Regions from separate parts of the Homo sapiens genome. Here region 1 is linked to region 2. A link is a contact called in ENCODE Hi-C data. All regions are on one chromosome and are shown on one strand. Each heading gives the region's core, a stretch centred on a gene start or an enhancer-like site at or near the end of the contact. The rest is flanking DNA. Distances are from core to core; before and after follow the strand shown. Region 1 holds the start of SPATA6 (spermatogenesis associated 6). Region 2 holds the start of EFCAB14 (EF-hand calcium binding domain 14).

What was found. A loop is a pair of places that touch in the nucleus more often than their neighbours do. Pooled maps may share reads with other maps.
Region 1: a map of CD4-positive, alpha-beta T cell shows a loop between it and region 2 (9-fold over the local background). The contact joins the promoter of SPATA6 here to the promoter of EFCAB14 in region 2. A Hi-C loop is called at or near these places in 2 of 168 maps with a recorded cell type or tissue (CD4-positive, alpha-beta T cell and naive thymus-derived CD4-positive, alpha-beta T cell) and 4 of 50 pooled maps.

The regions. Positions count from the first base shown.
Region 1 is chr1:48,470,880-48,476,465 of GRCh38, forward strand. It overlaps SPATA6 (spermatogenesis associated 6), which reads right to left and starts at 1,325. Exons shown (of 13, transcript NM_019073.4): 1 at 1,079-1,325. The coding sequence starts at 1,129. It overlaps LOC124904175 (a long non-coding RNA gene), which reads left to right. Exons shown (of 2, transcript XR_007066074.1): 1 at 1-73. RefSeq lists a silencer at 1,007-1,396 and an enhancer at 1,607-1,656.
Region 2 is chr1:46,714,621-46,720,450 of GRCh38, forward strand. EFCAB14 (EF-hand calcium binding domain 14) reads right to left here and starts at 4,494. Exons shown (of 11, transcript NM_014774.3): 1 at 3,283-4,494; 2 at 1,675-1,823. The coding sequence starts at 3,467. RefSeq lists silencers at 4,299-4,348, 4,669-4,718.

The sequences.
Region 1 (5,586 bases), core at 75-2,574, 1.8 Mb after region 2:
ACATAAGAAGACTTACTGAGTAAGAAGGAGCGAAGAGACCGAATGGTGAATTTTGGTTCCAAACTCCGTACAGGTCTGTGCCTGCAGGACTAAAACGGGGTGTGGAAAGGGTCTTGTGGAGATTTCCTCCAGAACAGACAAGCGGGAGTATTCCTCTAAACAGGGGAATGAGAGGGTTCTCTAAAGAATGCAGGGGAAGAAGTTCAAAACCCTTGGAAGTCTTCTGAGATCAACAAGGGGAATAGAGTTTTCTCCTAGCATGGAGAGGTCCAGCCCCTTCACTGGATGAGTGGGGTTCTCTGCCCCAGCTGGACTTCCACAGGAGGATGGAGGAAAGCATCCTCTTGAGCAAGTCTGGAGAGTGAAGGGGTGGGGTTGCAAGGTTGGAGAAGGAGGTGTTTCCCTCATAAAAATGACTGGGCCTTTCTTGCAATGGCTGGCACAAAGTCGGAAGGGTCTGGGGACGGGAGGGGCCTGAAGTGATTTCTGAGGAGTTGGGTTTTTCCTGTAAGGCCCTGGGAGGGAAGGCAAGGTACTTTGCGCAATGACACATTTCAGTTGTTGGATGTGAAGATTCTCCTTCGAAGACAGAATAAAGAAAGGCCCCTTCATTAATGCGGGTTTGAAACTGGTCTGAAATGGTGTGCCTGCAGGGATTCGGGAGGAAATGCGACGCCCACCCCCAGACTTGGGAAAGGCGGGGGCAATAATTCTCTAAGAGAACTGGAGCCCGAAAGAGGAATGAAAAGCCCCCGCGCCGCGCACATACACTCTCTCTCACTGGAAAGTTAGGAGCGAGGAAAGAACTCTGAAGTGATTTGGGAACGATCTGAAAGCGCGCAAGTTGGAAGTCGGGTTGAAGCCAGCATAGCGGAGCAGGGGTCAGGCCTCTGCGTGGCCGGAGTGGGAGAGCGCTTCTGAGAACAAGATGGGGCAGGACCGAAGGGGCGTGAGGTCGACGCTCCCTAGGGATGATTCGGAGGGTGAAGGAGGTTTGGGGGTGGTTCCGGGCTCTCGGAGGTGACTGAGGGAGTCCCTGAGCCAATGCCCGGGGGTGGGAGGCGCTACCGGTACTCACTGAGCTGATCTCCAGCGCCAGGGCGCACTGCAGCGCCTTCACCTTCGGCATCCGTGCGGGGAGGGGCGGCGGGGAGTGACCCCGGCCACGGGCCCGAGTGAGGCGGGGAGACCTGGGGCTGGGCGGGGACGGGGAGGAGACGAGGTGGCGGCGGCGGTGGCAGCAGTGGCCCCCAGGCCGGGGCCCGCGGTCCAGCCTGGGTTCCGCCGGAGAAGCAGCTGAGCGCGGGGCGCAGACTCGTTGTCATGGCAGCCAGGAGGGGCGGGGCCGGAAGAGAGGCCGCGCGGGGCACTCCAGGGCTACCCGCGCTGGGACGAGCGCTGGAGGCGGAGCTTGACGAACGCCGAGCGAGGCGGAGTCGGGCAGGGGGCGGGGCTTCCGAAGGGGCGGGGTGAGGCAAGGCAGCTCTTCTGTGACGTCAAACTGCGCCCAAAGCCGGACGAAAGGGAGCTGCTGTTTGTATAATGGGACGGTGCTCTGTTCAGGGAGTTGGAGTTCCTGTAAGGCCGTCGGAGGGAACCCCTGAGTTACAACGTGGTGATGGCACCTTGGGCTAGTGGCGACCCACTGTGGCCTCAGTTTTCCCAATTGTAAAAGAATAATAATTATTGTTAGTCCTCCTATTTAAATTTCACGGCACGGTTTACAAAGCCAGCATAAGGATACTGGGAATTAGGGAAGAGACTTGCCCAAATCAAAGTCGGAACCAGGACTGGAACCCAGGAGCTCTCAAGTTAAACCCCAGTTGCCTCCCTGAGGAGAGGGGCTTGCATCAGATGGTCCATACTCCTAGTCTCCTATTCTGTGATTCCCTTTGTTAGCGCGTTCCCTTTTCCCTTCAAATTTTCCTGTCTAATTCACCCATGTATGCGTCTTAATGCATATTGCTTAAGTGGAACTGTCAATGAGGTGCCAACAATAAGTCCAGCTGTGAAGGGCCTGACAATAGACCATCAAAGATAAAAAGAACCTAAGAGATTGCCCAATCCAATCATGTTAAAAATCATTTGTATTGCAAAATACATTATACATGCAGAAGTGTATAAAACACGTTTATCTTAATAATAATGTGAACAGTACCTGTACAACTAGCACCCGGTTAAGAAATAAAACATTACCAGCACCTGAAAAATGCCCCCAACGATTACATTGCCTTTCTCGCCCTGGAGTAACCACTACCCTGACTTTTGTACAATAATTCTCTTCCTTTTGCCATTCATGTATGCATTTCTAAACAAGATATTGTTTAATGTTTTCCGGTATTGATAGTATATAAATGGTATTAATACTGTATGTATTCTTCTGTGATTTGCTTCTCCCACTTAATATTATGCCACCGGTGATGCTGTGTAGCTGAAGTTTTTTCCATTGCTGGACAGTATTCCAATATAGATTGATTTATCCTTCCTACTATCAATGATCACTTACACTGTTTTCATTTTTAGCTATTATTAACAATGTTGTGAACATTGTAGTACAAGTCTGTGTCTATTAATGCACATGTACTAGCGTAGGAGTGGGTTAGCTGGGTATTAGGGTTTTGCACATGTGGGTCTTTAAAAAGTAAGACCACACCATTTTCCAAAGTAGTGTACCTATTTATGTTTCTGGTGCTTATGTATAAGAGTTCTTATTTTTCCACATCATCAGCAACATTTGTGTTTGGATTTTTAACTTTTGTATATTTGGATGTGTGTATTTTAGGTATTTCATTGTGGTTTTATCTTGAATCTCTGGGTACTGTTGAGGTTGAGTACCTTTGGTTTTGTTAGCCTTTCCATTATCTCTTATTGAACTGCCAAGTAGTTATCTTGCCCCCTTTTCTGTTGGTCTCTCTCTCAGTTCTTTATATACTCTGGATAATAATTATATGTCTACTCTATATGTTGCAAATATCCTTTCCACTTTGTGTTTGTATTTTAATTTTACATATAGTCTGTGATGAACAGAAGATAAATTGTTGTCATGGAGTATGAGTATTCTCAGTTTGACCATATAATTCCAAGTTGCTATCCAGAATGCCATACCAGTCTATGCTCCCAATATTCGAAGGTTACTATGGCCCCACATTCTTCCCAGGCTTGGCATTATCAAGGGTTCTTGTTTTCCCCCAACATAACAGATGTAAAGTGTTATCTCACTATTGAATTTTTCAGATTACTGATGAGTCTGAGCATGTCTGTATATGCTTATAAGATTTTCTATCTTTACTAAAAATCATCTGCTCATAATGCTTTACCCCATATTCTATCAGGATTTTTGTCTTTTTTTTAGGAATTTTGTGTATTCTGGTTAGTTAATAAATTAATTCTAAGACACTACAAAAATCTTCTCTCTTTATGGTATTTTTATGAACTTTGCCCAGGATTTTGTTTTGTTTTGGGGTTTTTTGGGTGTTTTTTGTTTTGTTTTGTTTTTGACAGGGTTTTACCCGTCACCCAGGCTCTGGAGTGCACTAGCACAATCTCGGCCCACAGCAACCTCTGCTTACCCAGTGATATGGTTTGGCTGTGTCCCCACCCAAATCTCATCTTGAATTGTACTCCCATAATTCCCATGTGTTGTGGGAGGGACCTGGTGGGAAATAATTTGAGTCTTGGGGGTGGTTTCCCCCATACTGTTCTCATGGTAGTGAATAAGTCTCACAAGATCTGATGGTTTTATCAGGGGTTTCCGCTTTTGTATCTTCTTGTTTTCTCTTTCTGCCACATGTAAGAAGTGCCTTTTGCCTCCTGGCATGATTCCGAGGCCTCCCCTCCCTGTGGAACTGCAAGTCCAATTAAACCTTTTTTCCTTTCCAGTCTTGGGTGTGTCTTTATCAGCAACATGAAAATGAGCTAATACAGTAAATTGGTATCAGTAGAGTGGGTGTTGCTGAAAAGATATCCGAAAATGTGGAAGCGACTTTGGAACTGGGTAACAGGGAGAGGTTGGAACAATTTGGAGGGCTCAGAAGACAGGAAAATGTGGGAAACTTTGGAACTTCCTAGGGACTTGTTGAATGGCTTTGGCCAAAAGCCTGATAGCCACATGGACAATAAGGTCCAGGCTGAAGTGGTCTTAGGTGGAGATGAGGAACTTATTGGCAACTGAAGCAAAAGTGACTCTTGTTATGTTTTAGCAAAGAGACTGGGGGCATTTGGCCCCTGCCCTAGACATTTGTGGAACTTTGAACTTGAGAGAGGTGATTTAGGGTATCTGGCAGAAAAAAATTCTAAGCAACAAATCATTCAAGATGTGACTTGGGTGCTGTTAAAGGCATTCAGTATTATAAGGGAAGAATAGCATAAAAGTTTGGAAAATTTGCAGCCTGATAATGCGATAGAAATGGAAAACCCATTTTCTGAGGAGAAATTCAAGTTGGCTGCAGAAATTTGCACAAGTAATGGGGAGCCAAATGTTAATCCCCCAGACCATGGAAAAAATGTCTCCAGGCCATGTCAGAGGGCTTCACGGCAGCCTCTCCCATCACAGGCCCCGAGGCCTAGGAGAAAATGGTGTCATGCGCTAGGCCCAGGGTCCCCATGCTGTGTGCAGCCTAGGGACTTGGTGCCCTGCGTCCCAGCTGCTCCAGCCATGGCTGTAAGGGGCCAACATAGAGATAGGGCTGTGGCTTCAGGGGATGCAATCCCCAAGCCTTGGCAGCTTCCACATGGTGTTGAGCCTGCAAGTACACAGAGTCAAGAACTGGGGTTTAGGAACCTCCACCTAGATTTCAGAAGACATGTGGAAACACTTGGATGCCCAGGCAGAAGTTTGTTGCAGGAGTGGGGCCCTCATGGAGAACCTGTGCAAGGGCAGTGAAGAAGGGAAATGTGGGGTTGGGAGCCCCCATACAGTGTCCCTACTGGGGCACCACCTAGTGGAGCTGTGAGAAGAGGGCCACTGTTCTCCAGACCCCAGAATGGTAGATCCACCAACAGCTTGCACAATTCACCTGGAAAAGCCACAGACACTCAATACCAGCCTGTGAAAGCAGCTGGGAGGGAGGCTGTACCCTGCAAAGCCACAGGGGTAGAGCTTCCCAAGACCATGGGAACACACGTCTTGCATCAGCGTGACCTGGATGTGAGACCTTGGAGTCAAAGGAGATCATTTTGAAGCTGTAAGATTTGACAGCCTCGCTGGACATTGGACTTGCATGGGCCCTGTAACTCCTATGTTTTGGCCAATTTCCCTCATTTGGAATGACTGTATTTACCCAATACCTGTACCCAAATCATATCCAGGAAGTAAATAGCTTGCTTTTGATTTTACTGGCTCATAGGCAAAAGGGACTTGCCTTGTCTCAGTGTGGACTTTTGGGTTAATGCTGAAATGAGTTAAGACTTTGGGGGACTGTTGGGAAGGCATGATTGGTTTTGAAATGTGAGGACATGAGATTTGAAGGGGCCAGGGAAAGAATGATATGGTTTGGCTGCGTCCCCACTCAAATCTCATCTTGAATTGTACTCCCATAATTCCCACATGTTATGGGAGGGACCCAGTGGGAGATAATTTGAATGATG
Region 2 (5,830 bases), core at 3,244-5,743:
GTCTTTTACAAACATACAAAAATTAGCAGAGGGTGGCGCGTGCCTGTAGTTTCAGCTATTGGGATTGGGGGTGTGGGGTGCTGACACGGGAAGACTGCTTGAGCCCATGAAGTCAAGGCTGCAACGAGCCAGATGCCACTGCACTCCAGCTTGGGTGACAGAGCAAGCAAGACCTTATCTCAAAAAAAAAAAAAAACAAGAAAGAAAAAGAAATGAAAAAGTAATTTGGATGTGTAAAATATAACTTTACAATTTAGAATATACAAAACTCTGTGACTTCAAAACCTCCTTAAACTTTAAAACTCACTCATGAGATAAACATTTCTGACAGTTGCACAGTGTTCAAAGTAGGTATGGTTGTTGTAAGCCCTTCACGAGTATGTAACTTAGTTCAAGTTTCCTAAAACTTTAAAATGATAACACTCATTAATGGTATTTAAATGTTTTTTTCTTGAAAGAGATCGTGTTACTAGTATAAGCACAGCTAAGGAGAGAAATCTATCAGTCCTTGCTCTAAGCTTGAAAACTGATAAGTATGCAGAAAACCAGTTCTTCCTGTTTCTTCTACTAAACTTCTTTTAGATTACTGACCAAGTTGATATCAAAGAGATCTGTAGGCACTTGAAGAAATGTGCATAGGCTTACAAGGCCACCAGGAACAGTGGTGCAGACAGTAGTGTTATAAATGTGAATTTGGGCAGCAAGGGGCAAGAGGACGCTCAGCTCTGTCATACTTAATCACTGAACAAATTACTTAATCCTTCTAAGAGCACAAAATAATAAAAATAATACCCATCTCACCGGATTATTTTGTAAAGAAAATGATTTGAGACTTGGCACAGAGTAGGCCTTCCACAAATGTTAGCTACTCTTATTATTGCCCATTCCTATGCTCCTATTCAGTCCTTCTAAAGAGGCAATCGTTTGACAGATGCTCCCACATTCTTTCTCAAATGGCCCTGTGAGGTGGAAGGAATAGCCCAGTGTTGTCATTGCCACTTTATGCTTGGGGAGATGCAAGCCATAAGTAGAGGTTACACCAAGTTCTAGACTCCTACCCCTAGGGTAGGAGTCTCTTGCCTTTTGCACGCTAAGCATTGACTGCAATGCCATTATTTCAGATGCTACTTGTCCTGCTGGTGCATAAGCACTGCCTTTTATTTGTGAGTTTAAAAACAAATAAGTGTTACAACATTCAAGCAGAGAGCTCAAAAAGAGTATAAAAATACTGAGAGGAACGTATAATTGCTTCACTAGAATGGGCAAAAATCTTCGTTCAGCAGGGTTGACTTTGTCCCAGAACCTGGAAAGGAGTCCAGGATTACACCCTGAAAAGAGTGACCACTGCTGGGTGTGGTGGCTCACGCCTGTAATCCTGGCACTTTGGGAGGCCGAGGTAGGTGGACCACCTGAGGTCAGTAGTTTGAGACCAGCCTGGCCAACATGGTGAAACCCCGTCTCTACTAAAAAGACAAAAAAATTAGCTGGGTGTGGTGGCACACACCTGTAATCCCAGTTACTCAGAAGGCTGACCATGAGAATCACTTGAACCTGGGTGGCGGATGTTGCAGTGAGCCGAGATTGCGCCACTGTACTCCAGCCTAGGCGACAGAGCAAGACCCTGTCTCAAAAAAAAAAAAAAAAAAAAAAAAAAGAGAGTAACCACTTACTTACTTGTTCGAAATTTTTCCTTGAGGGCATCCAGATCCTCCTTGAGAGCAACCTGCATCCACACCAAGCCAACACAGGCCACAACACAGGCAGCAAGGATGACAAAACCACAGAGCGGATAACAGATCTTGCAGCATCGTAAATAGTCTCCCCTGCTCAAGAGGACAAATTCAACCATGAGTACAAAAGTGATTATGGGTATAGCTTTATTAGCAATAGTACACGTTTTGCCATGCAATTATCTCCTTTAAATGAATAACCAGTGAATTAACCAGGGGAGGCAGGGTAAAGCACTTAAATGAATAAATAATATGACCTATTAAGGGTTCATCTACTGGATACAAAGGTTTCAAATGTCACATAAAACAGAAGGAGTTCCTGCAGGTAAAAGGAAGAACCTAAAGGCACTGCAGCTGTCATTATCAGGAGGGAGGTCTTTGAATACAAGCTCAGGTCACAAAAGTGTAAAGACCAATGTTTCTCTGCAATTCCATCTCTGCACTGGAATTTGCCTATTGATTTCTCTCTGAAATACATACTCACTCCGGGGAACCTTGCTCCAGTTTACTGAAACTTTATAAACTTTTGAGCAAGTTTTACTGCAAAAGAAATGAAAGAAACAGGATCTGTAGTTTTAAGTGGACACCTGGTGTATTCTAGCTTATTGGCTCAGAAGTAAGGAAACATAGAAGGGGCTGGATTTCACACAAAACATCAACCAACCTTCAAGGTCTAAACTAACTTAGTAGGGTTACTACTCCAGGTACCTTCTGATGAAGGTAACACTTCAACTGATCTTCATAACCCAAACCCAGGATTGCCCTTAACAGCCTTAGCTGACAAAGCTCATTAGAAATCAAACTCTTCCTTTAACAAAACAAGACATTTTAAACCAACCAACCACTCAATGTCAGCACCCCGACCTTCTGCCTAGCCATTGTTTCTACATCCTCAGCAGAATCCTCTTTTCTTTTAGTGTGCTCTGAGAGAGTCAAAGGACGTTTTTGAAGTTCCCTTTAGTCCTTTCCCATCCTGAGCCCCAATCCCAATGTCCTCAAATCTTACTACTTGATTTGCCTAGTGGTCTCTCCACCTATGAATGGCTAGGGAAAATGATGCCTCTTCTTTTGCCCCCCGACCCCACCTACTCTCAAGGCTCATACTTCCTACAGTATATCTCTCACCATATTTCCCCACCACCAATATTCAGACTCATCAAGAGTGCAAAAACGAAATAATCTGCAGTCTTAAAGTCTCTGCTTCTCCTTTGTTCTACACTGTTTTAAAAAGTCTAGTCCCCAAAGCTTCTCTGCTCCTCTGTCTCCATTCTTTGCTTCTTTAGGACTCCCTGGGCTCTTGGCACATTCTCCAAGTCCACATTTCCACCTCAGATTTGGAGCTTTTCTTTCTACACCTAAAGACAGATCTCTAACTTATTCTTCATTCAGGATCTGAACTTACCTTCTCCCTAAAACCGTTTTTCCCTCTTTGACTTCCAAGGCCTACACCCTTTTTTCTTCCTAAGGACTTCCTTTCTCCTTCCTGTCAATGTGGCCCCTTGGTAGTGCAAGGAGATGCCTTCTTCCCATTCCACCTTTCACCACTACTCACTTGGCAAAGCGAGAGCGATTTCCAACCACACCGAATTCCTCTTCCTCTTCGGAGCTGGACTCAGAGTCTGAGTCGGGAGGCTCAGTGCGAAGCAGGCGGTGACTGCTTGGGCCTTTCTTGGGCTTCTTTCTCCGGCTGTCCCCAGCCAAACCAATCAATGCATTGAGCTCTTTGCGCTTTTTCATCTTTTTGTGTGGGGTGAGTGGAGCCCCGACTCCTGAGCTGCCAGGTTCGTACCCGATGCCCAATTCTCTTCCTGCCTTGGAGCTGCCTTCCAGGGTTGGGAATCCTGGGCCAGAGCCCCCTGGTCACTCCCACCTAGGGGTGGGACTGACCAGATCCGCCAGGGACTGGAGATTGGAGCCCAGAGGAAACTGGAACTCAGATGGGTGGGGGAAATCACATAGAAATGGCCAAGGAGCTGGTGACCCCAAAGGATAAGGCCTTGGGTGCAGAGTGTTAGTAGAGGGTGGAGAGGGACCTTTATCTCCCAAAGGGCGAAAAAAAAGCCAGGTCAAAAATGAAGGATTCTCAGCCCGGATAAGTAGGCAATACTTCTAAGGGTGCTCCAGGAGGTGAGGAAGGGCACGCTTAAAATACGTGTTTCGGACCTCCGGAGCAAGATTTCCAATGGAGAGGGAAGAGAAACTCGTTCTTGAATGGGAAGAGAGTGGGGAGGTGCAGAGTAAGAAAGTGGGAACGCGTCAGTCCCTTCCTTGCAGGAGAGGTGGCGGCAGGAGGGGGCTCCCAGCAGCTACAATCCCAACACTGCTTGGCCGCAGAGAAAATGCCCTGGCCAGGAAGCCGGCTGGGGTGTGTGATGATCACCGTTCTCCGGCCTCCGTCCTGAACGTGAAGGGGGCCCGAGGCCGAGGAAGATCCGGAGCCCGGCTAGAAGGGTCGGCCTGAGAGAAGCCAGTCCCGCGCCTGATAGACCCCCGCCCCGCTGTCTGGGCCTTGGGGACACGGTGCCGCGGGCGACGGCGGCTCGGCCGACCGAAAGCGCTCCCGCCCGGAGTTTGAGGTCTCCGGCACGGGCAACTCTCGGCCACTCACACGCGCAGGCCCCACTCCAGCCGCGACTCCGGCCCCTGCTCCGGCTTCGGCCGCGGCTGCTCCCGACACGTTGTTGTTGGCGTTGGTGGCGGCGGCTGCGGCGGCGGCGGCCGCGAGCTCCAGCCCCGGGCCATCGCTCCAGCCCCAGATCACTTCCCCTTTGGCAGCGGCCGCCTGCGCCGCCTGCCAGTAAGCCGCACTCCCATTGGTCGCCCGCTGGGGTGACGTCACGCCGGGGCGAAAGTCGTGGCGGAGAGGTGGGGCGTTAAAGGGGCCCTGCCCCGGCTGGGGCTGGGTCCCACCTGCCGATTAGGGTGGCCCCGCCCCCAGGAGGGCTTCCGGGACCTGCTGCGAACCTGAGCCGGGTGGAGTCCTGCATCCTGCGGAGCGCGGGCGGGGCAGGCAAAGCGCCCGGCTGCTCGACCTACTTCGAAAGTTCATCAGCCGCCCACGCCCCCTGGACTAACCAAGTCTGAAGGCTCCGCCTCTCTGACTCTCACACAGGCTGTTAAAAGTTTAGGCGCGTTTCAGATTAATTAACACATTCATTCAGTCAATAAATATTTATTGAGAGCTTACTTACTACGTGTCAGGAGCTGTTCTAGCGCTGGGGATACAGCCATGAACAAAATAACCAGGGTCCTTGTCTTCCTGTATAGTGTTGCCAGATTTAGCAAATAAAAATGTAGGACACCCAGTAAAGTTTGAATTTCAGAGAAACAGCAAACAATTTTTTAGCATTAAGACATCCCATGCAACATCTGGGACATCCTCACACTAAAAAATTATTCATTGTGTATGTGAAATGCAAGTTTAACTGAGCATCGTGTATCTTATCTGCCAATCTATTCCTGCAGTTTATTTATACTCTAGAGGGAGGAGAGCAACAATAGGCAAACATATTAAATGTCAGGAGGTGATAAGTGTTATGATGAAAATTGAAACACGGTCAGGTGATGGGGAGTGCCTCTGTGAAAAGGGAACATTTAGTCAGCTTATCGGAGGAGAGGTGAGGGAATGAGCTGTGCAGTGGCTGCAGGAAGGAGTGACCAGGAAGACCTGTTGTGGCTGGACCAGAAGAGCAAGGAGCAGAGTGATAGGAAATGAGGTCAGAGAAGCATCAGAGGCCAGGGCTTTAGGGCCTTATGGATCACTGAAAGGACTTTGGGAAAGCACTGGGGGCTTTAAGCTGAGAGGTAGCATACTCTGGCTTTTCCGTAAAAAAAAAAAAAAAAAAAAAAATTCACTCTGGGCCAGCGCGATGGCTCACGCCTGTAATCCCAGCATTTTGGGAGGCTGAGGTGGGCGGATCACAAGGTCAGGAGATGGAGACCATCCTGGCCAATATGGTGAAACCTTGTCTCTATTAAAAATACAAAAATTACCTGGGCGTGGTGGTGCGCGCTTGTAATCCCAGCTACTTGGGAGGCTGAGGCAAGAGAATGGCTTGAAACCGGGAGGCGGAGGTTGCAACAAGCCGAGATTGCACCAC